3 separate regions of the Homo sapiens genome follow, and all the other regions are linked to region 1. A link is a loop called in an ENCODE intact Hi-C map of the cell type or tissue named here. Cell type or tissue: ascending aorta. All regions are shown on one strand.

The links. Peaks named below come from ENCODE experiments on the same cell type or tissue, not always from the same donor. Only the 100,000 strongest peaks of a DNase experiment are listed, where the experiment ranks them.
Region 2: a loop joins it to region 1, with 8 times the contacts of the local background. A loop is called at or near these places in 55 of 110 quality-filtered maps.
Region 3: it touches region 1 in a loop (2.3-fold over the local background); 20 of 110 quality-filtered maps call a loop at or near these places.

Annotation. Positions count from the first base shown.
Region 1 is chr5:71,778,377-71,786,376 of GRCh38, forward strand. No RefSeq gene overlaps it. Among named protein-coding and RNA genes, the nearest start is that of CARTPT, 63 kb to the left of the region's middle. RefSeq lists an enhancer at 366-660. In ascending aorta, CTCF peaks have their summits at 465 and 4,722 (motif pointing right); DNase peaks (open chromatin) are centred at 2,475, 4,449 and 4,745; H3K4me3 peaks cover 1,901 bases; H3K27ac peaks cover 2,809 bases.
Region 2 is chr5:72,013,490-72,021,489 of GRCh38, forward strand. No RefSeq gene overlaps it. Among named protein-coding and RNA genes, the nearest start is that of MAP1B, 90 kb to the right of the region's middle. In ascending aorta, a CTCF peak has its summit at 4,873; DNase peaks (open chromatin) are centred at 1,763 and 4,883.
Region 3 is chr5:71,928,826-71,936,825 of GRCh38, forward strand. No RefSeq gene overlaps it. Among named protein-coding and RNA genes, the nearest start is that of MAP1B, 170 kb to the right of the region's middle. In ascending aorta, a CTCF peak has its summit at 4,141; DNase peaks (open chromatin) are centred at 3,706 and 4,276; H3K27ac peaks cover 5,721 bases.

The DNA.
Region 1 (8,000 bases):
GAATTCTTAAATCTTTGGGGTAGGAATATTCTACCTAAAAACAATGCTTAGCTTAAACAAAAACGGAACCTCTCATAGAAAAAAAAATTGTCATCACAGACTGAGATATTTTTGCCCCCTAAAGCAAAAATGCTACTTACTTTGGACTTAGTATACTATTTTTAAAATTAAGTATAAAAACACATATCAGACCTGAATTTTAAAAAGTAGTCTTACTGTAAATACAAGAAAAACTAGATATTTAATAAGGTAAAATGACAGAATGAAATTATATATTTACCATATCTTCAGTACATTTTGTGCTGCACAATGCACTTGCAATTATATAAAGCATTCTGTGTGTGCTATGTATTATAATTGTTGTTAATTTGAGATAACTGAAAATAGGAATTGCATAGACAGTAAATATTTTACGTTTTCTCTTTGACTGAAAGTAGGTGACACTTCCTGTGGCTGCCATTTCAACAGTCCCCACTGTATGGCAGAAGCAGCCTGCTCAATCCGCTAGTATCCACAGCAATCAATATGGCATTCTTTCCTTTTCTAGGAGCCAGAAAGCCTGTGATTATGTGCATTATGTGATGGAAGAAAGGATGGTATTTAGAGTAAGTCCCTCAAGATACAGCATTGTATAGTCACAGTGATATTGACGCATGTATCATAATGCATATATCCTTCTATTTTCCTTTTTACCCCCAAATAAGTACATTCTTCTATCTCTACAGACAACTGTGTTGCACAAGTAACCTTCTTATATCAAATCCACTAGAACATGAGCCAAGATATTGTCAGATATTAAATAATAGGAGAAACATCATCATTCAGAGATGCTGCTAACTACCACTTAGGTAAACAGAAATGTCAGTTTGTGAATGCTTTTCGTATTCACTGCAACATTACTTTCTAAGGCGTGCGACACTGAAGGAATGTACTCACACTTATGTAAAGCTATGAAGCTGCCATATTGTGCACGCTATTCTCATGTATGCCTGCTGATGTTCAGAGATGGCTAAGATGCAGAATATTTCCAACTTGTATTGGCAACTCAACCCATAGTTGAAATGGCTTGGGCTTTCCTAAGATAAACAACTGTGGAATCGGGCCTGGCATTAGGGTCTTTATTTAAGAAGACACCCAGATCTGCTTTAGGAGCCCTCTGCTTCACATTTTCCTTCCAATGGTGAGCCATGATCTTTGAAATCCCAAATATTAGCAATGACTTAAGATCTTTCTGGAGAGAAGAGTGCTTTAACTGGGTTAAGTTTAGTTATCAACTTAATGCTTTTCAACTAGAAAAAGTTGCGTTTTTCCAGTCATAGGGACACAGTAGAGTGTGCTAGGTGTGTGGCAAAGCACAGGATAATGTATGTGACATATTTTCTTGGTGGGTCATATTTGGTCATTGAGTAATGTAACACATTGCTGTTAAGTTCTTACAAATAGACCTGGAATAGAATGCAACATTCACATGAATTTTATGACAAAATGTGAATCTTCAATTAAGTTTCCTGCTTGCAACAGACTGCTTCTTACCTTACAACTTCCAGATGCTCTGGGGCCACAATTTTCTCTCTTCTACCTTAGTAGACTTCTAGGAAATTTGGGAAGTGCCAAGTTAGCTTGGATTTATTTTACATTAGCAACTACCTGTAATCTACAGTACAGATAACAGTGGCAATGAAACAAGGAGGAATAAGTTTCAAATGGCAGGTTGGTATTTAGGAGGACAGGGCCTTGCATGGCCCTAACAGGGCACCATATTGAGAGTCTTGGGCCAGAAGAGAGACAGCATAAGGGACTGGCTGCCTAAAGAGGTCAGTTGCACCACGTATTTCCCAATTTGCTCATGAAATGCTTGGGACTCTCTTTGGTCTCTGAACCTCTAACTCTGGTATTTTTCTGCTTGCTTTGGTTACCTCCCTAATTAAGTGACTCTCTAACTGCAAAGGAGCCCATACCATGTTAAATGTGAATACTTAGCATTTGTATTCCTCCAGTCTAGGTCCTACTTATTTAGGATGGTCCTGCTCAAGTCTCAAGGCCTAGATTCGGAGAGAGTTAGAGATACTCTGGCACACGCACTTTTTTTTTTTTTTTTTTTAAGACACATTCTCACTTTGTCACCCAGGCTGGAGTGCAGTTGTGCAATCTCATTTCACTGCAGCCTCAACCTCCTGGGCTAAAGTGATTCTCCCACCTCAGCCCCCCAAGTAGCTGGGACTACAGGCACTTACCACTATGCCCAGCTATTTTTTTTTTTTTTTTGTATTTTTTGTAGAGATGAGGTTTTGCCATGTTGCCCGGGCTGGTCTCAAACTGAGCTCAAGTGATCCACCAGCCTCGGCCTCCCAATGTGCTGAGATTACAGGCATGAGCCACCACGCCCTGCCTGGCACACACTCTAAAGCCTTCAGGGGCTTCCTAACTGAGCTCCTTCCCATGGCCTGCCAGGCCCTCCATGCTCTGGCTCCTGGGTGCTCCTCATTTCCTGCCACTCCCCAACACTCCTGGTGACCCAGCCACACTGGTCTCCTTGCTGCTCATCGGACACATTGCGTCGTTCCTATCTCAGGGCCTTTTCCTCCCTGCTGCTTCTTCCAGGAATGCTCTTCCCACAGCTTTGAGTTTGGGTTGCTCCCTCACTTCATCCACACCCCTACTCTAATGTTATTTCATCAAAGAGATCTCCCTAGCCTCCCTTTCTGGCACCCCACTGCAACTCACTATCCTTTTACCCTGACTTACTTTTATTTGTAGCCTGTATCACTACCTACCATGTAACTTATCTATTTATCTGTTTATCATCTGCCTTCCCCTTCTTCCCCACCACACTATAAAATCCATTAGGACAAAATCATTGTCTTGTTCAACACTGTATCACCAGGACCACAGAGTGCCTGAATTATGGTCAGTGCTCAAAAGGGATTTGTTATCAACTGCGCTCTGTCATTTTACACATCAGATACTGAGGTCAGGCAAGGTATAAAGAGAGCAGGGGCAGGAGCAGTGGCTTCCCCTCTGACTGCTCCCACCATGCCAACCATTTCTATTTCTGAGCATGAGTAGAACTCACTACCCATACCCGGCCGCCCCATACCTGACTGTGTACTGCCTTGTCCTGGTCTCGAATCACTACAAATCACGCTTGGCAAGTTTGTATCGAAAGCAATGTTTGCTTTAGTGGGATCTGGCAAACCCAGGGTCCCCAAAGACCACTAAGCAGTCACCAGCACTGAGTTTTAGAAATGGCTGGCTTGTTTTATTACCAGTTAATAGCATTTGTATTTGTGCTTTTGCAAATAACCATGAGAAATCAGTCATCAGGCATGAATGATATGAGAAAATTAAGGACAAGGTCCTAAAAAATGGGCTGGGGATGAGGACTACGGTTCAGTAACTGGATCAAGCGTGTGAAGACTCAGGGGAAAGAATTTACATGGGGTATATGCTGTTCAAGAAGGACTAAAATTCGGGGCCAGATGCTACTGCATCTCCTCCTCCCCCACCACACACACACATTCGAAGGGCTATGGAGGGCACCTTTTTTCTTTAGGGAAAATTATCCCATTTCATTCATCCTACAAACATGAGGAGTGGCTGTGTTTTCAGAAGTGCCAATGAAAATCCCAAGTCCTGGGTCTCTGAGAGATACTTTCTTATGTGGTTAAGAAGAATCAGGATGCATAAACTTGAATCCTTTCTCTACCATTTATTTGCTCTAAGATCTTGGGCAAGTTATGTAAAGTTCTCTCTGTTTTCTATCTGTTAAATGGAAATAAAAATGATACCAGTTGTATGGGTTGTTGTTGAGATTAAATAAAGAACTGCTGGTAAAGTGCTTTTTACATTATCTGCCAAGCAGAAAGGGCTCAATGCATTTTAAATAAGTAAATATATATCCCTGAGTAAAGCAGGGAGGAACCAGCCCAGCCAATGGCTTCCCTGTTTTCAAAACCACCCTGCTTGTCCTTCCAGAGGAATAAGACCAAATTCCTGGGGATTTTGGTTCACTCCTTGGTCAGCAACCCTGCAGATTTATTTTTTCTAGTCATTTCAGGCTCTGTGTCTAATGATGCCAAGTTACCTGGCTTTATGGTGAGTATGAAGCTGAACGCTAACTGCGGAAACTCCCCGGGCCAGGCAAAGCCTTGGAAAGTGAAAGTGGCTGTGAAGGCAAAGGTGCCACCTGGTCTTTCCCTAGGGAGAGCAAGACCCCAAACTGATCCTTATCATGAGATTCTGGGTACTGAGGTGAACTTGGGCTTGCAGCTTTGCAGTGAGTTTGGAGCCCACCTCTTTGAAGGCAGATTTCATGCATGCTTTCTTTGTGTAAAGTATTTTGAGAAAGTAGATGTATTTGAAGATGTTAATTTGGGCAGAGGACTATCCTCAGGTAATGCTGGGTGCACTTGTGGGAGTGGGGCCAAGCACCAGCTACTGCAGATAAATGTGCTGGCTCTGATCTCTGGTACCTCTGTTGAGTGACAAGCTCTTACAGAAACAAAGGAAGTGGCGGTATAGCAGGGACAGTCCCTTGTGGGGACTGTAAATGGCTGAGACTGCTACCATCTGCTCTTCTCGATTCAAATATTTAACAGGAGGTTGAAAACACAGAAGTTCCCATGAAATTACCAGTTTTTTTCCCCCGAACTTAATTTCTGTCAAGGAGAGGGAGGGGTCCCTTGTGTTAAACGTCTGCTTTTCAGTTTTCGAGACTGCCAGGAGATGGCGCCAGGGCTTGGTTCTTAATGGGTTCCTTGGCGCACCAAAGAAAAGACATGCTCGGCGTGGGGATGGAGGCCTCCGTCTCGGCGTTTCCATGTAACTCGTTTCTCAGGATATCTGAACAGAAACCCTGGCCTTGACATTCCTTGGGTTAAATGGGCTTCTTTTTTCATCTGGCCGGGAATTGAGTTTCTGGTCATGGCGCGCTACATTTTCAGTCATCGATTCTCCTCAGAGGGTCGCACGACTGATGTTGTCTCTGGACATATGCTAATAAGAAACCAGAGAGAGCTTGGAGAGGGATTTTGAATGCATTAGAACTTTCCAGCGTGTTGCATAAAAAATAGAAAGTAGAGGTCATGTTATTTGGGAAATAGTAGACGTGTTGTATCATACCGTTTTTTTTTTTCTTCTTTTCAGACCCTTTTCACTGATCTGTTGCTCTTAGCCCAGAAAACGGTATAGCTGATGCCAGAAATTACAGCACGTTCTGCTAGGAAGTGTTTACACTTCAGGGCTGAACTCCTAGCACGATTAATAAACATCACCACCACAACATAAGAACGACTGAGCATGTGGTACCTATCCGCTCATTTAACCCTTACAGTAATCTGGGATATGTCCTTTATGATGTACTTTTTTCAGGCTAGAAAACTGAAGCTTAGGTTCAATAATTTGCCTAAAGTCATTCAACGTGTGATCAGAAGAGTAGAGATTGAAACTCAGACCATCTGACTCCAGGCCCACAAGGTTGTCCCCGGCACCCTACTAGAACAGCAATTTTGGGGGTAACGGGGCACCCCGGAGGCAGTGCTCAGTGGTTCCAGGTAGCTTGGTGTGCAGAGAGGCACCCAGGTATAGAGATGTGGTAGTCGTTTAGTGTTCACTGTGTCATGTGAGCGCTGTGTCATGTCCTGTGGCTTCTCTCAACACCGTGTGCAGAATCCAAACTTCCCCAGGCCTGCAAGCTCTGAGCTCTGTTCCCCTCTCCTATCCTGCTTGGTCACCCTCCAGGCATCTTTCTCCTTCCAGAACTTGCCAAGCCCATTTCTGCCTCAGGCTCTTTGCACCTGAGCTCTCTTCCCTTAACTCCTCACTGGCTGGCTCTTTTTCCTCAGGGCTCAGCGCAGACAGCCCTTTCTCACCCCATGATGTAAGGAGGCTCCCTCTGCCTCAAGGCCTCCTGACTCCTCACTCTGTTTTATTCCTTTATCGCACTTGTAATGATCTCTAAGTATCTTGTTTGCCTGGGTATCGTCTGTTTTTCTCTCATTGGAATGTAAACTCCATGAGGAGGGGATTGGACAGTCTGGTTCATTGCTGTATTCCTGGAACCTAGAACATGCCAGAAACAAAGGAGGTGCTTAATAAACATTTATTGAATAAATATGATGGGGGAATGTGATAAAAGCAGCAGGAGTTGTGGTCCCACCTGTCAGGAGGCTCACAGGACAACGAGAGAGCCCAGGTTGGCATGAAACAACTGAAGATCAATCATGGCAAGGGTGGTAGTGGCCCAGAATAGTGGTCACAAAAACAGATTCTGGGGCTTACCCACCTTGGGAGGCTGAGGCAGAAAGACGGTTTAAGCCCAGGAGTTTGAGAACAACCTGGGCAACAAAGTGAGACCCTGTCTCTACAAAAAAATAAAAAAAATTATCCTGGTATGGTGGTGTGACCCTGTAGTCCTAGCTACCTGGGAGGCTGAGGTGGGAGGATTGATTGAGCCCAGGAGGTCGAGGTTGCTGTGAGTTGTGATTGTACCACTGTACTCAAGCCTAGGTAACAGAGTAAGATCTTGTCTCTAAAATAAAATAAAATAAAAATAGATAAATCCTGACTCCAGTACTCACTGGCTGTGTGATCTTGGCCAAGTTATTTAGCTCTTTCATGCCTCAATTTTCTCATCAGTAAGTTGAAGATAATAATATTAGTAATATTAATACCCACTCATGGAATTGTTTAAGGATTAAATGAGATATATATGAGTGCTTGGAATGGTGACTGGCACATAGTGCTCTATAAATATTTTTTAAGTAAATAAAGGTATAATTAAGCAGAAACCTATGGCTTTAGAAATTCAGAAAAATGAAAATGCCAGTGTTGGGGAAAGCCCTGTTTCTTGGAGGTGGTTGGATTTGGATTGAGGAAGACAGGGAGTCTGAGGGGATATTTGCACTTGCTCTGGTGCCTCATTTCTATGTAAATATCTATTCAAGAAATATTTGTTTATTGATTTATTTTTGTTCAATAAATATTTATTGAGCATTTATTATGTGTCAGTGCCTAGGATGCAGCAATAAAATTGTAAACAGTACAAAATGAATTTCATTGATTTAAAAAAATTTTTTTTCTTTTTTTTGAGGAAGATGCTCTTTTTTCTCATTTCTTGAATTGGATTCTTGACTTGTATACTTTCAGGAAATATTTATTAAGCATGAGCAAAAAATGGTTAGTAAATCATCCCTCCCAGCCCCACCCCCAAAGTATGCTAAGAATTTATTATATATAATGGGAGTTTTTTAAAAAAACGTTAGTATTGTTTGGACTTAACATACAGAATGATGCTCTAGAAAACCATAGCCTCTCTTCTTCCTCCAGCTACAGTCTTTCCTGTCCCAGTTAGGGTACAGGTTCTGAAATGAACCTCGACTGGCTCTAGGTGACTCTGCTGGAGAGAAGTTCAAATTCCTCACTCTCTCCTCTTAGTTCGATTCAACCAACATGCACTGAGAGCTAACTTTATGCAAGGCAGACATGCGAGTGTAGAGAGGGTAATAAAAATGACATCCTTGATAACACAAGCATCTAGAAGAAGTTTAGAATGAATAGTGGCCCCAGGCCTGCAGTGCAGAGAGGAACCATGATGGGAGCCGGAGGGGAACGGACAGAAGGCCCAGGCCCAAGACGGGACTTCATGTCGCAGAGTGAAACTGGCTCCCAGTCCCCAGGTGGAGGTGGCTCTGAAAGATGACAGTGCCTAAAAAATAGCAACAACATTGAAAACACAATGAAATGCTCATTTTTATATTAAGGGAGGGTGAGTTTTAGAGAAGGGCTCTGTGCATTTTCAACAAGGTGGGAGATAAATGGAAAGAAGCCTTCTCTTGGCTGTAAAGACAACATCAAAGCTTCTCTATTGATCCAAGGGAAATAATTACAGCGATATCCTGAGAGAGTCAATGGACTCCCAACATAGAATTCCACGTCTGATTTATGCAATCTCACCCATTCCCAACACATGGCCTCGGGACACAGTGGCAAATAATAACATT
Region 2 (8,000 bases), 240 kb after region 1:
TCAGGGAAGATGAGGGGCAGGAAGCCATTTTCTCTTGTGCATCGTTTGTTAAGCATGTGTTTGCAAGTTACAAGTGGATCAGACAAATGTCCTTATTTGCCCAGACAATCCTGGTATATGACATTGTCCTAGTATAATTACTAACAGCTCCTCTTGTAGATGTCCCACTTGGGATGATAAACTACATGATAACCCTATTTAAAAGGCAAAGACTACCTGTATTTTAATATGGGAAGACAATAGCTTTGCCTAGAAGATAGATGCGTGACCTTGCATGTCTCTTTAATAGAGGAAGAAGGTCCCCCACACCTCCAACTGCCTCAGTGTGAACTTCCCTTGGCTTGACTCAAGGGCTTTGACTCAGGGGCTTGACTCAAGTGGTTTGAGTTAGCCTTGAGTCCTCATAAACATGGAATTATTGAGTGTTGCATCAAATGAGTCCCTTCCAAGCTGCCATTTATCTTACCAGAACTGAGTGTGTGCATGTGTATGTGCATGGGTGTGGTAGCAACGTCATCTTTCCATGGCTAAGAAGAAGTGTGGACATACAGAGAAATGCTCTGTATTACTGCAATTGCTTTTGCATTCTGTTTGCAATGAAGAGGGAGGAGAAAGAAGAGATGGAGGGGGGCAGGAGGGAGAGAGAAGTGGGGAGCAGGAAAGAAAGGGAGGGAGGGATATTTAAAGCCACTGACAATTCCAGGGTCCTCTCCCTCCCCAGTCCCAGGCACACACTTCTGTGAGAGGGGCTCTGATATAAAACCTGTCCTGGAAGAGGCAGCCTAAGTCTCAGACGCTGCTGTACAGAAGTCCTGTGACGTGGCAGTTTCTATAGCGACGAGTCTCTTTCATTGGAGAAAGCTCCCTAAAGCAGGATACACAAAACCCTAGCAACCGGTTGAAGGCTTTTTTTTTTTTTAATATGAAGATTTTTCTGCACTTGAATTCAAAAGCCCCCTTCCTAGGAAAGCAGCTTCGTAGCAGGCAGGAAAGGGCTGCCTAGCGTGTCCTGGGGTGAGGATTTGGAAAGATTTGAAAGCTGTTGTGGACCAGGGTAGGGAAAGCGAGAAAGAGAGGTTGCAGTTTAGTGCTGCCTCGACTGGCTGGATCCAGTCTGAATTCACCTTCCAGCCTTTTGTATAGGGACCCACCACCACTGCCAATTAACCCATGATATGAATCCGCCAGGGACAAAACAAAACTGCTACTGCCTCAGCAACCCCATCATGGTCTTCCCTTTCACCTGGCGTATTCCAGGCATCTTTTGCAGGGAGAAGTCAACTCAGGCATGCACACCTGAGAGCTGGGAAACAGTAAGCCTGCTTACTTGGCACAAAATAAATGCCCCATTTAGCTGATGCTTAACTCCTGCCTCTTCCCATCAACTCAGCACAAACGTCACTTCTTCAGGAAAGTCTACTGAATAAGAGATTGCACTTGGCAGCATGTAAAGAGACCCATCTGAGTAGTTTAACCAAATAGGAGTTTATTTTACACCTAAGAAGAGGCCCAGAGGTGGGCAGTCCGGGGGGCTGCCAGCTCCATAATCATCCCTGTCCTAGCTCCTCCTGTCTTTGCCTGGCTGTTGTTCTTGGCATGTTTCACCCTTGAGGTCCCTTCCTAGTCACAAAATGGCTGTTCCACCTCCAGCCAGCAGTGCAGGCAGGAACAAGAAGGAAGCAGTAAGGAGGAAGGGGCGGTGCCCACGTCAAGAAGCAAAACTCTTCCCAGAAATTGGCAGCAGATTCCACATCCATCTCATTGGCCAGGGCTGGGTCATGTGGCTTCAACCCCAAGCTCCAAGGGAGGCTAGGATATGTGGTTTCGTAGCTGGGCAAATTGCCAGCCTGAACAAAACCGTGGCTGTTTAAAGGGCAAGCTGAGGATGAGTGTGGGTGGACAACTAGCAGCATTTGCTACACTTCCGGTGTTCGTGTCTACACACATGCTATCTTCAGGTTAGGTCACCCCTCCCTGCCACACAGCGTCATGCAGTGGTGTGCTGGAAAATGTTTAACAGCCAGATGTCTGGGACAACAAAAGCCACTGTTTGCTCTTATCTGTGGTATAAATACTCCCACCGTGGCCAATTTTAAGCTATCAACATGATGTCCAACAGAGTTAGGAAGACAGACATAGTAAAACATCATTCTATAGTATTTCCAACATGCAGACATAAAAAATATAAATAACCTCAAAAGCATAGATAATAGTAAAATGTAAAATAATTAGGAAGTAATGGGTTTAAAATATGTATCTCATTTTTAATATAAATCGTGTAATTTTTAGCATATATAACTTAATATATATATTTTTGAGATGGAGACTTGCTCTGTCACCCAGGCTGGAGTGCAGTGGTGCAATCTTGACTCACTGCAATCTCTGCCTCCTGGGTTCAAGTGATCCTCATGCCTCAGCCTCCAGAGTAGCTGGGACTACAGGCACAGGCCACCATGCCTAGCTAATGCATGTATTTTTTTTTTTTTTTTTGGTATTTTTAGTAGAGACCAGGTTTCACCATGTTGGCCAGGCTGATCTCGAACTTCTGACCTCAAGTGATCCACCCACCTCGGCCTCCCAAAGTGCTGGGATTACAGTTGTAAGCCACCGCGCCTGGACTATAATTTAATTTTCAATAGTGTCTGCATTTAAAGGCTCACAGCATCCTTAAAAATGTAACCATCCACTCTCATTAGCACATTGCACACTGACTCCCACATGCCACACCTCTGTGGATCTCTGCATTTCCTACACTGTGCCTATCAGTTTATTATCATTGTGCTATTTGTGTGATTTGGTGTCAATATTTGTTCCCCCCACAAGACTGTAAACTCCACTAGGGTAGTGTTTGTGTCTGGTTTTGCTTACAATGTCAGCAGGTGCTCAATAAATATTTGAATAAATAAGTGAATCAATTCAATGTGGAACAAGGAGGTGCCTATATGCATGTATATATGTATAAACAAACAAACAAATAAATACATAAATTAGTGATTTCTGCAAAAGATCTTACATCTCAGCCTCCAGTTTTGTTTTTCTTTTATCCCCTAGTACTGGGTGTCATTCTTTTAGTATCTTAGTTCCCGAACTTTATTAAGATACAAATGGTTGATGAAGCTTTGACATCCTTTTTTTGGACATCTGTGGCTGGTGCTTACTACCTGCACAGAAAGACAGATCCTGGAGCAGCTGGGCTTTATTTTGTGACGGCCCTAAAAGGGAATGTTTGTTTTCCCTTACCCCCATGTCCACTGTGGATCTGATTCTTCAAGGACGCCTCCCTGGAAGTTAGAGGGACATTTTAGGAGGCCCATTAAGTGGCAACACATAGGCTGGGGCTGAGTGCCCATAGGTCTGGGACCTTGTCTGTTCTGAAAGAAACCAGAGGCAAAGTACTGCTTGGTTTCCCCTCTTAGAAAAAGGGTCTCCACCTCTACTCTACAGACATGCAGCAGATATCTAGGACTTCAGGCAGAGCTTTCCTGATGAGGGAGTCCTCAGCTTAGCCCCACAGACCTCAGTTTCACATTCAGCTCCTACCCAAAGGGCATCTTTTAGAAGACCAGCACCTGGTTGCCACTCTAAATGAGTCTAGCCTTTGCACAGACTTCAGGAGCCCACTCTTCCGAACCCAGTATTCAGGCAGGAAGGAAACTATGAGAGTAATGGCACCCCTATCCCCAACTCTCTGGAGACAGGGAAGCATAGAAATGAAGTAAAGAAGGAAACTGAAAATAGAGTAAAAGATCACTGAATTTTCTTAGTACCCAAAGCTGGTTCCAAAGTCAGAGAAAGGAGCTGGAATATCTCCTGCATGCGTCTGAGTTGGGATCTAACCCTGTGACTCTGGCAACTCCCAGAGTTTTCTGAGTCCTGCATCCCATCAATTGGCTTAAAAGTTTCTCCTCATTTTCTGCCATTAAAGCCAAACCCCATGGGGGATGGGTTTCAGGGCTTATTGCTTGTATCACACTAACAATTTTTCTCTTCTAAAATGAGACACAAGTGTTGGCAAATAGATAGAGGATGCGGTGACCTGTGATGTTGCATTTTGGCACTAACTGCTGCGGACTGGGCTATTTTGGATGCACTTGGGGAAAGCTTAAAGAAAGTCTAGCCTATTAACATGGTCACCGAAGACAGAACAGTCTGGCTTTGTGAAAACATTAGCAGGATGGCACTAGCAGCCTGATTTTCAGGATGTAAGTAAACTTGATTTGTCAGAGTGACAATAGAGAGAGTCCAGAAAGAGTCCAGGCTTGACTTATTAAAAACATTTACTCTTAGGCCGGGCGCGTTGGCTCACACCTGTAATCCCAGCACTTTGGGAGGCCGAGGCGGGCGGAGAACGAGGTCAGGAGATCGAGACCATCCTGGCTAACACGGTGAAACCCCGTCTCTACTAAAAATACAAAAAAAATTAGACGGGCGTGGTAACGGGCGCCTGTACTCCCAGCTACCCAGGAGGCTGAGGCAGGAGAATGGCATGAACCCAGGAGGCGGAGCTTGCAGTGAGCCGAGATCACGCCACTGCACTCCAGCCTGGGCGACAGAGCGAGACTCTGTCTCAAACAAACAAACAAACAAACAAACACAAACACACACACACACACAAAAATTCATTTACTCTTGGTTTCCTTAACCACTTTCAGGGAGTAGAAGGTTCTAAGAGGAAATATAGACTTAATACCAAGTGCCTGATGTGGAGCAAATGAAGTTTATACTTGTTGTGAAGGGGTTGTTAGCCAAGCCTGGGGTCCCAGCATGCATGGAAACATCTGGACAACTGCTGTTAGACATCAGCAGGAAGTGCCAAAGAAGTGTGGACTGTATAGGATTTTTGCAGGCTAATGACAACACTGTCCCTCTAGTGGCAGGTACCTGAATTGCAGGCCCAGTGCCTTGGGACCAATCAGCACAAGGAAGACGTTATATCTCACAAATTCAAGTGTTACCACAGCCTACATTTTTATGGGACTTACCATTTTAAAAGTTCTTTCACATGCACTTTCTCTCTTGAGTCTCACAACAGCTCTGTGAAAAACAGGTGATATTTTATTTTACAGATGGGGATGTAAAGGATAAGGGTCCATGTAGCTCTTCATGGACTCAGGTCTCCTGACTTTCAATTTAAACCTCTTTCCCCTTCTGCCCATTGAAATTAGCTTGCTTGGTGTCCCATTCAGGTCTGAGATGTCTACAATGTGAAAATGAATGGTCTCTTGTCCAAGCACTGAATTGCTCCTTTTCAAGGTAATGGTTCTGGAAACTGTGACTTTAAAGAATGAGTTAAGGTTAAAGAGTTATGAGAAGAGTAATGAGAAGGTTAAAGAAATGCTTTAACCTTAAGAGATAAATGGTGACAATTTCAGATACTGTTGATGGCAATCGGAGGAGAGTTTCCCAACTTGAAAAGCCAAACCTTGGAAGCAGCCTCCTAGTCCTCTTCTGAGTGGGACGGGGGTTGGAAGTAAACTGAAGTTGTAAAGTCTAAAAGATACTCTTGCTCCTGCAATTTCTCTCCTATCTCTGAGCTGATGTGTGTTGTTCCTTTAGAAGGTGAAATGGCTTTTATTTAGTAACTGGGGCTCAGGCTTACAATGCAAATAACCCTTGGAGAAAGAATAGATTGGCTTTCATTTTTAGTAGGTTGGAAATTATTGATTTACTGAGAGCTATTTTGCTGGACTGTGGCAGGGGAAGGGGAGATTCAGAATGCCAAGTAGAGGCCAAGAATGGAGGACGGTGGCACAGAAGCCCGCTTCTGCAGGTGCCACCATGTTGACCTGCCTGCAGGACTTTCTTCTGGGGTGAAGCAGCCTCACTTGTCCCTCACCCTGCCACCCTCTCACCACAAGCCTAAGCTGCCCAGGTAGGGCTTCAGCCATTTAGCTTGCCTGGCCTGACTCCAGGGTGAACTCTGCATTCAGCTCTCAGCTCACCAGACTGCTTCACGCTCTTCTCTTTCATGGCTCCTTGGAGGGCCATTGAGGGAGAAGAGATGGCAGAGGAGGAAGCTGCTGCAAATTTCTCTGCATCCTCTTATGCTCCAGAGGTTATATCAGAGCTTTCTCTCCAGATCTTAAGGGAAATAAGATATTGAATTAGAGACACCGGAAGGCCCCATTTGATTGACATACAGAAAGAAGAACGGTTTTCTTGACAGAGAATGTGTAAGAGAGTGCACATCCATGAGTCTATCTCTGTGTAAGAAGAAAGAACAAAGAAAATGTTTTCAATACATTCCATCACCCTAAAATAAAAGTCACTAATATTGCAAGCATTCCCTCACGGGCACAGATACATCACACACACACACACACACGCACACACACACACACACACACACCACATCACATCCCTAATAGCTTTGACAATTTTCCTCCAGCCAATGAGCTCCTTGCTGGTATCTCATGAACTTTGTGCCACAGTTCTGGTCTCTCCCATGACCTAGAACAGACTGGAGAAGAAAGTGACCAGAAAAAAGCCTGGCCTTCTTCTCTATTGATTCATCTGGTGCCCAGGGCTGCACCACCAAGGGCTTTCACTCTCCTCAGGGCCCAGAGCACCAGCTGCTGCCCAGCTCAGATCAAGTAGTGAGTGAGGACAAAGCCTGGCCAGCTACCTGGAAAGAAAGTCCTTCCTGACGGCTGAATTGTCCTCATTTTTATGTATTAGGCTGGTGCAAAAGTATTTGCGGTTTTTGCAATTAAAAGTACTACCAAAAACCACAGTTACTTTCACACCAACCTAATACATAGCAAACCACTCCCCTAACTTTGGATGGACAATTGCTCTTTTTTATGTAATAAGATCCTTTTCAACTTCCAGCCACCAAGCTACAGACCTCCAGGAAAGGCAAAGGGCAAAATTGTGCAGTCTGTCCTTAGCTTGGCTCCCTGCTTCTGTGGGAAATTCCCAGAGGGGAGAGGAAAGGAACCTGGGAATCCCTTCTTCTGAAGACAGATTGCTGGTCTAGTGTTTACACCTCCAATGCCATTGTCCAGGGCTAGTCGGCAGGGTGGTGGGGGGAGCATGGGAGTGTGTGTTTGTAATACTCTGGTCTGATTTAAACTCCTTGAATCTCTATCAGTCATCTCATATATCCCAGGAGTAGCCCATAGTTAAGTGCTTAGGCAGAGGAAGGTGGGAAAAGGTTGCTTAGGCAGAAGAGGGGGAAAAGGAATGAAAACACTTAGAAGGAAAAGAAAGATGTGGGCAGCGGTTTGAATGAAAGAGAGTGAGGGAAATAAATTACTCTTCCAATGACAAGGGGGCACTAAATAGATGGGCTTGATCCCTGCAGTGAGGCAGCAAGCAGCTGCTCAGAGCATTCTGTAGCCAAGCCTGCTGCAGTCCAGAATGGAGGGGCTGAGGCTTGGTGTTCTGCTGGATAAGCAGGAGGAAAACCTTGAAAATTTGCTTGATTCCATCAAATGCTTTTGCTGATTAAAGGCTTAGAAACTGCCAGAGTTCCTAACGCCTGTCTCTCTCAAACTAGCATGGTACAGGAGACCAAGCAGATAGTGATCTGAATTCGAAGGGAATATGAGAGATGGTGACCTGAAATCTCACCCAGCAGACGCCCCAGAGCTGGGGTCTGCCACTCTCTTGGAGAGGCTGAGGTCCTGGAATCTGGTGAGGGAATGGGGTGCAGGCTGAGTCCCAAGGCATAGGTGAGAGACATAGAACCACCAACTGATATTAAAATAACATTCTGCTTTGAGTGGAATCACTGTTTGCTGTGAGCTGCAAAAGGAAGACAAACACATCTTCTCTGAAGCTCGTGCTGATCCATGGGTGGCCTCTTGGGCAGGCAGAGTGAGAAGGGAAGACAGGAGGAACAGTCCAGCAAGCTGAAGTGACACAGCCTTCCTGCCAGAAAATCAACACCCTACCTCTTTGTCAGGGTCCTGGGCTTGGGCTGATGGCCGAAGCTCCTCTTGGGAGGAAAGTGATTCTTCCAGCTGAGAGGTTGGATTCTGGGAGGCACAGAAAAG
Region 3 (8,000 bases), 150 kb after region 1:
GTACAGTGTACACTGTTTAGGTGATGGGTGCACCACAATCTCGATCAGAAATCACCACTAAAGAACTTATTTATGTAGCCAAAAACCATCTTTTTCCCCCAAACTATTGAAATAAAAATATATATTGCCAATATCTTCCCCCATGCTGTGACTTTTCACTGTTCTAACGGTGCTTTGATAAATAAAGTTTAATTTTAAAGAAAAAAAAAGAAGCTGGCCAAAACCTGCCAAAACCAAGATGACCACAAAAGCGACCTCTGGTCATCCTCAGTGCTCATTATACGCTAATTATATTGCATTAGCATGTGAAAAGACACTCCCACCAGGGCCATGACAGTTTACAAATGCCATCGCAATGTCTGGAAGTTACCTTATGTGATCTAAAAAGGGAAGGAACCCTCAGTTCTGGGAATTGCCTGCCCCTTTCCTGGAAATCTCTTGAATAATCCACCTCTTGTTTAGCATATGATCAAGAAATAAGCATAAAAATAGCCAACCAGCAGCCCTTGGGGTGGCTCTGTTCTTTCAGTAGCCATTCTTTTATTCCCTTACTTTCTTAATGAACTTGTTTTCACTTTACTCTGTGGACTTGCCCCAAATTCTTTCTTGCATGAGATCCAAGGACCTTCTCATGGGGTCTGGATTGGAACCCCTTTCCAGTAACAAACCCACTAAATGTTAAGACAGCTTGTTATGCAGCAATGGTTCAATATTATTTTTATTAATCTCCAAAAAGAAATTCTCCTTCTCCTTATATCATCTCTTAAGCCTCATCATCAACACCAAGAAGAAAACCAGACATAGTAGGAAATGTTGCAGCTTCTTGCCAGATCTCCTGTGATTCTTCTGTATATCTGGAGAAGATGATCAAACACCACTACCGGTTGAGGATGTGATATATGGAGATTCGGGAATCTGAGGGTTTATCTGGGGACATAGTTCAACCGATCTCTTTTGGGAGCAGGTTAATTCCAGGGCCTGACAGGCTTCTTGAAACTTGTGAACAAGGTTCTCCAACAGCACTTACTCCAGTGTTATTTTTCCCTTCCCTTCTTCCTTGCTTTCTGCCGTGAGTGTGAGACATGTGTGGGAAGGAAAAACAACGTTCTCCTCCATTCTACGTGAGTTTTTAGCTGGGACTCCCTCTAATAAAAGACAGATTAACAAGAGAAAAGCAAACAAATGTTTAATAACACACACACCTCCTGTAGATCTCAAATTAGACTTTAGGCTTAAATATTTTGTTTCTCTGAAACAAAAAAAGGAGTGTATAGGAAAAGGCCCTATTAAGATGCAATGGCCAGGAAAAGCACCATAAACCAAGGGTAAGATTTTCTATGCAGATTTAAGTGGATGCCTTCTCCACTGATGAAGAGTTTCTGATAATTTAGTAATCTTTCTCCTCCTGGTGCAGAGAGGGAGGCACCCTTAAAAATGGGAATTTCTTTTGTAAATGTAAATTTCTCTTACAAAAAGACAACTTTTCAGAGCTACTGCTGTATCTGCAGTTTGTCAAAAGAACCACTTCAAATAATCCTTATGCCAAAGAAGCATATTTGAGGGTGGCACATTCTGGTCATATTTTGGGGTGGCATGTCCTGAATCCCATCACATAAAAGGCCTTTTTTCCTCTTGAGTTTATTCACTCCTTCATACCTTATTTATGGCTTTGAAGAATGTAAGGTGAGGATAGAGTCTGATGGTGAATTGAAGAAGATTTTTGCCCTTCTTAGGAAAGCAAATGGAGTTGTTATATCCATAATTGTGCATACATGCTATGTCTGTGTGTCTGTCCATGTATGTGATAGAAGGAGTGGGAGAAGGAGTGCTACTGGGATTAGAAGTTAAAGAACTTCCCACTTTTCTTCCTGAGAACAGTAGTTGTTCAGATCCCTTTTATGTAGCCCCATTGGAAAGGTACCCAGTGTGACCACTCAGAGCCACAGATGACTAAACCCAACAATATGTCTTCTTCTTCTTTTTTTTTTTTTTTGAGACAGAGTCTTGCTCTGTTGCCCAGGCTACAGTGCAGTGGTGCAATCTTGGCTCACTGCAACCTCCACCTCCCAGGTTCAAGCAGTTCTCTGCCTCAGCCTTCTGAGTAGCTGGGATTATAGGTGCCCACCACCATGCCTGGCTAATTTTTGTATTTTTAGTAGAGACGGAGTTTCATCATCTTGGCCAGGCTAGTCTTGAACTCCTGACCTCGTGATCCACCTGCCTCGGCCTCCCAAAGTGCTGGGATTACAGGCGTGAGCCACCGAGCCCAGCCCAACAAGATATCTTCTTGAGGGGTGAGTAAGCAGGGCTTGTAAACCAAAAATTATCTAACACAGGTCTCAATCAATTTAGAAGTGTATTTTGCCAAGAGTAAGGACATGCCCAGAAGAAGAGAACACAGAAATCACAGAAACAGTCTGTGGTCTGTGCCTGTCTCCAAAGATGAATTTGGGGGCTTCAATATTAAAAGCAGAAAACTAGACTGGAGGGGAAAGAGGGAGGGTATGCTAATCCACATGTTGTAAGACAAAGGAGAAGGTAGGGGAACAGTCAACTATGTATTCATCTCATGCTCAGTAAATTGGCACCTTATATAAGGTAAGGTGAACATAGAGTTATCACCTGTGGAGATATTTAACCTTTAACTGTAGCTCTCTGCTTAGGAACAAAAGGAAAGGCAGTTTCTTGCATGACTCGGCTTTCAGCTTAATGTTTTTTTCTTTTGGCAAAGTGAATTGGGGTCCTGAGATAAGTAAGAAAGAACTCTATGTTTTATTCACAAGACAAACTAGCCCTTCTAGGTGTTTTACCAAAAGGATGAAATGGTAATGAGCTACTGGCTCCCTCCCTCTGGGAACTTCATAGGCTGGATGCTGAAGATGACCCCATCTCTCTTGGGGCAGGTGTCCAAATCTGGGAACCCAGGCTAGGGGAGGGGCAGACAGATACTTGCTGGTTTCTGGAAAAAGGACAGTATGTTAGATGCACAGCTTTCTCCAGGATCACATAGGAGACTTCTACAGTTCTGAAAGCTTCGTGTGCCCTGTCCTCTGCCTCCTCAACCTGTGTATCTTCCCCCTTCCTTTGGGGGAAAGAACCACAGGAAGAACTAAAGGAGAGCTCTGGGTTCTACTCTAGAGTGTGCTCAAGAGAAACAAGTAGGAAGTGGACTTGATACTTAGTATTCCCCAGTGACCTTAGCATTGGAACCCCACTTTTGGAAATGCCTGGGAGAAAATGTTAGAGTAGCTGAAGGATGCTTTTAGTCTTCAACAGAAAGCAGCTGTGTGTTTCTCAGTGCCCTTCTGGGTCCAGTTGTTACAAAGACTCAGCCTAGCACCTTTACTTCTGCAAAGTGGTGTTTGAGTCATTTGTCATCAGATGCACTTAAGGTAGGAGCTGTTTCCTGGCCTCCTCTTCTTAGCTCTTCCTGTACAAAAAAAAAAATTGGCATGTTTCCTAATGATGTTATTAAAGAATGATTTCAAGCATGACACTGGCTATCACTTACATAAGTTATGAAAGTCAAGAATCTGGCCCATGAAAGGTATCCAGCAAGGCTGTTACTGAAAGTGGTACAATTCAGTGTTTTAGAAGGTGGCTAAATGATCTGTGAGCTGAATGGGGCAGTGTGGTGGGAAGGAGGGGCCTCTGTTATGTCACTAGGGGAGGAAGAATGTGCCAAGGGAGGCTGCCATGGAGGGGACTGAACTGTGACTCATGCCAATGCTGGTGGGCTTGTTGGCAGAGAAGGGAGATGCCCCTGTCCTCTGAATGCTGGATGCTTTCCAGTGTCCGACCCTCTTTGCTGGGTCACAGTGATTTCATTTTTTTTTGGCTTTTTATAGTTGGCTGTGAAAATAGCCTTTCACCTTCAATGAATCACATTTAAAGCAGACAGGGAGTATAGGAGAGTAATGAGATTAATTGGCCTCCTTTTGGACTTCCTGGTAAGTCCAAGGGGCAAATTTGTGATGTGTCACCAGCAGCAACACTTTGTTGATCTTTGGACAGAAATGACAAAGCAAATACCTTTGAGGAAGGCAAAAGGGAAGCAAGTTGAGGAGATCCCTTTTCACTCCACTAGCTGGCTGCTAATCTCGGCACGCAGGTCAGATTGAACTGGAGCTGGGACATGGTCTGAGGATGCTTGGCTTAACCTCTGTTGGCAGAGGCCTGCCATGCTTGGCTGCCGCAGGAGGCCAGACTTTTCCAGAGAGTGAGGCTGGACTCAAGCATGATGGGAGGCTCCTTATCTGCCCCCACCAGGGTCTTGGGGCAAAGCCAAGCTGCTTACACCATGTGACTGGGAATGGCAGTGACTCAGAGGGAGCAAGCTAGAAGGGAGGAAGTGCTGGTGTCCTCAGCCATTGTTAGGGAAGAACGGAGGAGCCCAAGAGGAAGGCTCCAGCGCTGAGAGGACCACAGGCCTGAGGCAGTTGCCTAGCAACGGTACCCAAGCGCCTCCCTCCACCAGCCTGTCAGCAGCGTGAGGCCTCTTACCAGCTCCTACCCTCCAGTTCCTTCCTTCAAAGCCGCCCTCTATATGCCTTTTCACCAAATTCCACCTGAACAGAAATGATCCTGGGGGTGTGGGTCAGGGGGAGCCTCCAGACCACGGAATGTCTTAGAGAGCTGTGCTTTGTGTTGCTAACTGTAGTTAGGAACTCAGATGCCAGAGCCAGACCTGCATGCAAATTCCAGGGCCAACACTTGTTAGCTCTGTCATCTGGGGCAAGTTTCTTAACCTCCCAATGCTTGATTTTCTCCATCCATAAACGATAGAGAAAGATAGTACCTATCTCAATTGGGGCAATTTGAGGCTTAGTGTGGATGGAAGGATGGACGGATGGATGGATGGATGAGTAAATAGATAGACAGAAATAGAATCAATTAAAATAGTGCCTGGCACATAGAACGTCTACGTATGCGTTCATTACTAGTAGTCCTGGAGGACAGTTGGACACAAGCACTTGCTCCCAGGTGGGGCAGAGGAGCTGGGGAGGGAGCCCCAATCTCCAGTTTCATGATGGCGTGTGGTACTGGAATATCTGCTTCCAGGCCACTGTTCTAACAGTGGCTTGCTGTGGGCTCTTGGGCAAGCAGCAATTTTCCCCTTGGAGGATGGACTGAAAGGGTCTGGATTTCCTCAACTTCTCCTTGCCTTGTAGCATCCTGGATGTGACTGAGCTGAGTCACCTCTGTCTCCGCAGCTATGGGGGGATTAGAAAATGTGACAATAGGAGGGGGTTCCAGCTGAGCCCCAGAGGGAAGGTTTGGGTGAGCAATGGGTGAATAGTCTCAGATGGGGGGTGTTTAGTCCAGACCTGGGAAGGGGCAGGCAGCCAGGCTCATACTGGTATCATCTTATATTTATTTTTGTAGTTGCTCTAGGTGTTATGTATCCATTATATATACCTACCTAACTTCTCACATTCTATTTAAATTTCGCATTTTACCACTTCGAGTAGAATGTAGAAATCTTAAACCATGTATGTTCCACACCCTCCTCCTCCCTTTATGTTATAATTGCCATATATATTACACCTATATGCATTGAAAACTCTCCCTTCCAACAATGTTTTAATTTTGGCTTCCAATAGTCATACATATTTCTAGAGGACAAAATGGTTTATTATATTTACACAGATGTTTACAATTTCTGTTGCTCTTTCTTCATTCCTGAAGTTCTGATTCTCCCTCTGGGGTAATTTCCCTTCAATCTGAAGAACTTCCTGTAACTTTCTTTTTAAGTAATTTTTTTTTTTTTAGACAGAATCTTGCTCTGTTGCCCAGGCTGGGTAGAGCGGTGTGATCTCAGCTCACTGCAGCCTCTGCCTCCCAGTTCAGGTGATTTTCCCACCTCAGCCTCCCAAGTAGCTGGGACTACAGGTGTGCACCTCCACGACCAGCTAATTTTTGTATTTTTAATAGAGACAGGGTTTCGCCATGTTGGCCAGGCTGGTCTCGAACTGCTGGCTTCAAGTGATCCACCCGCCTCGGCCTCCGAAAGTGTCGGGATTGCAGGCATAAGCCACTGCACCTGGCCTAAAGTAGGTTTATTGGTAATGAAATTTGTTAGTTTTCTTCCGTCTGAGAACGTCTTGATTTCATGGGATACAGAATTATGCGTTGACAGTTCTTTTCTTTCTAGCTTGAAAAAAAATACACGGTCAATTAAATTGTTAATCTATATGCAATGTGTCATTTTCTCTGGCTGGTTTTGATATTTCTTCAGCCTTTGGTTTTCACAGTTTTCTTCTGATGGTTTTATTTGCATTTGTCTTGTTTGTGGTTCCCTGAGCTTCTTATTATCGGCAAATTTATGTCTTTCACTGAATTTGGGAAATTTCTGTAATTATTTCTTCAAATATATTTTTTTTTCTGCACCAATTTGTGTCTCCTCTTTTTTAGGGACTCCAGTCACATGCATGTTAAACTTTTCATATTGTCCCACCCCACAGGTCCTGAGTCTCTGGTCATTTCTTCAACCTACTTTCTCCCTGTCCTTCAGATTGTATCGTTTCTAATTAGTTTCAGTTAATGGACTCTTTTTTCGGTCATGTCGACTTTTTTGAAGACGGACTCCAACTTTGAGTCTATCTGGTGAATTTTTTATTTCAGATATTGTATTTCTTATTCTAAAATTCCATTTGGTTCTCTTGTTATGATTTCTGTTTCTCTTCTGAGAACTTTCCATTCAATTCAAGAGTGCTCCCTTTCTCCTCATGAAGAATGGTCATAATAGATGTTTCAAGGTCTTTATCGGTAATTCCAATATCTGGGTCATCTCGAAGTTGTCACTGGTTGATTGACTCGAGAATTAGATTTTTCTGGTTCTTGGCAGGTTGACTATTTTCGATGATATCCAAGACAGTTTATATTGTGTTGTGAGACTCTGGGCCCTGTTATACTTTGTTGTGAATCTCTGGGCCCTGAGATTCTCCTCTGGATAATGTAGAGGTTGTGTTTTGGCAGGAAATTACACCAGTCAGGCTTAGACTGTGAGTTCTGTCTCACCTTCTGTTGGTGGGTGGTACCAATGTCCATACAGTTTTGAAAGCTGTGCTTTTGGGGGAAGCCATTGAGGCTTAGTTCTCAGAGCCTTTGCTATACTTCTTGGGGTGTGTTCTACATATGCACAATTGTCTGTGAGCTCAGGATTTGTGACAGCTTACAAAAAATGGGGGATCTCCTATTTCTGCTCTCTCCTCCGAATGATTTTTCTCACACTTTCCAGCATCTGGAGTCTCCTTTTTGGAGTCCTCTCACTAGAAAGATGGAGTTTGCCTCTGAATTATATTCATTGAAGCAGGAAATAGGTGAGAGAGAAATAATAGGAAGTCCCCCTACACTTTGCACGACTGGGGCGCCTCTCCTCAGCTCCTATGTCTGGAGGGGTGACTCTTCTCTCAGAACTTCAGATGCCCACCACACCACCACATTTGGCAATTGTGCTACTATGGGGCAGGGACTGGCTTCCAGGAAGGGCTTTGAGAGAAAAAAGAGAAAACAAAACAAAACAAACCCTGGATTCTCCTTACAGTCTCCAGCTTACAGGGGCTGCTTTTCCTAATCCTCTGGCCAGAAAGACAGGCTTTCCTCAGGGTTGGGCTTTTCATGGCATGGCACATTTTCTTGATTTGGCTTGTCCTTGGGTCAAACCTAGTAGACAAAGGAAGGAAAAAGAAACCAGGAAACTCACCATGGCTGTCCTGGTAGTCCTTCAAGTTTTGATTTGCCTTCCTATTTCAACTATTATGATTTACTTTTATTTTTTAGAATCTTCAAGTGGCTGTATTTTCTATTTTGTTCAAGGTTTTATTGTAACCAGCAGGAGAGATAAAACTGTAGAAAGCATATTCCATCTTGCCTAGAACTGAGAGCCTCTAGTAAGAGCATTTTTTTAAAAAAACTTTTTATTTTGAAATAACTTTAGATTCACAAAATAGTTGCAAAGATAATACAGAGAGTTCATGTTATACCATTACCTAGCTTCC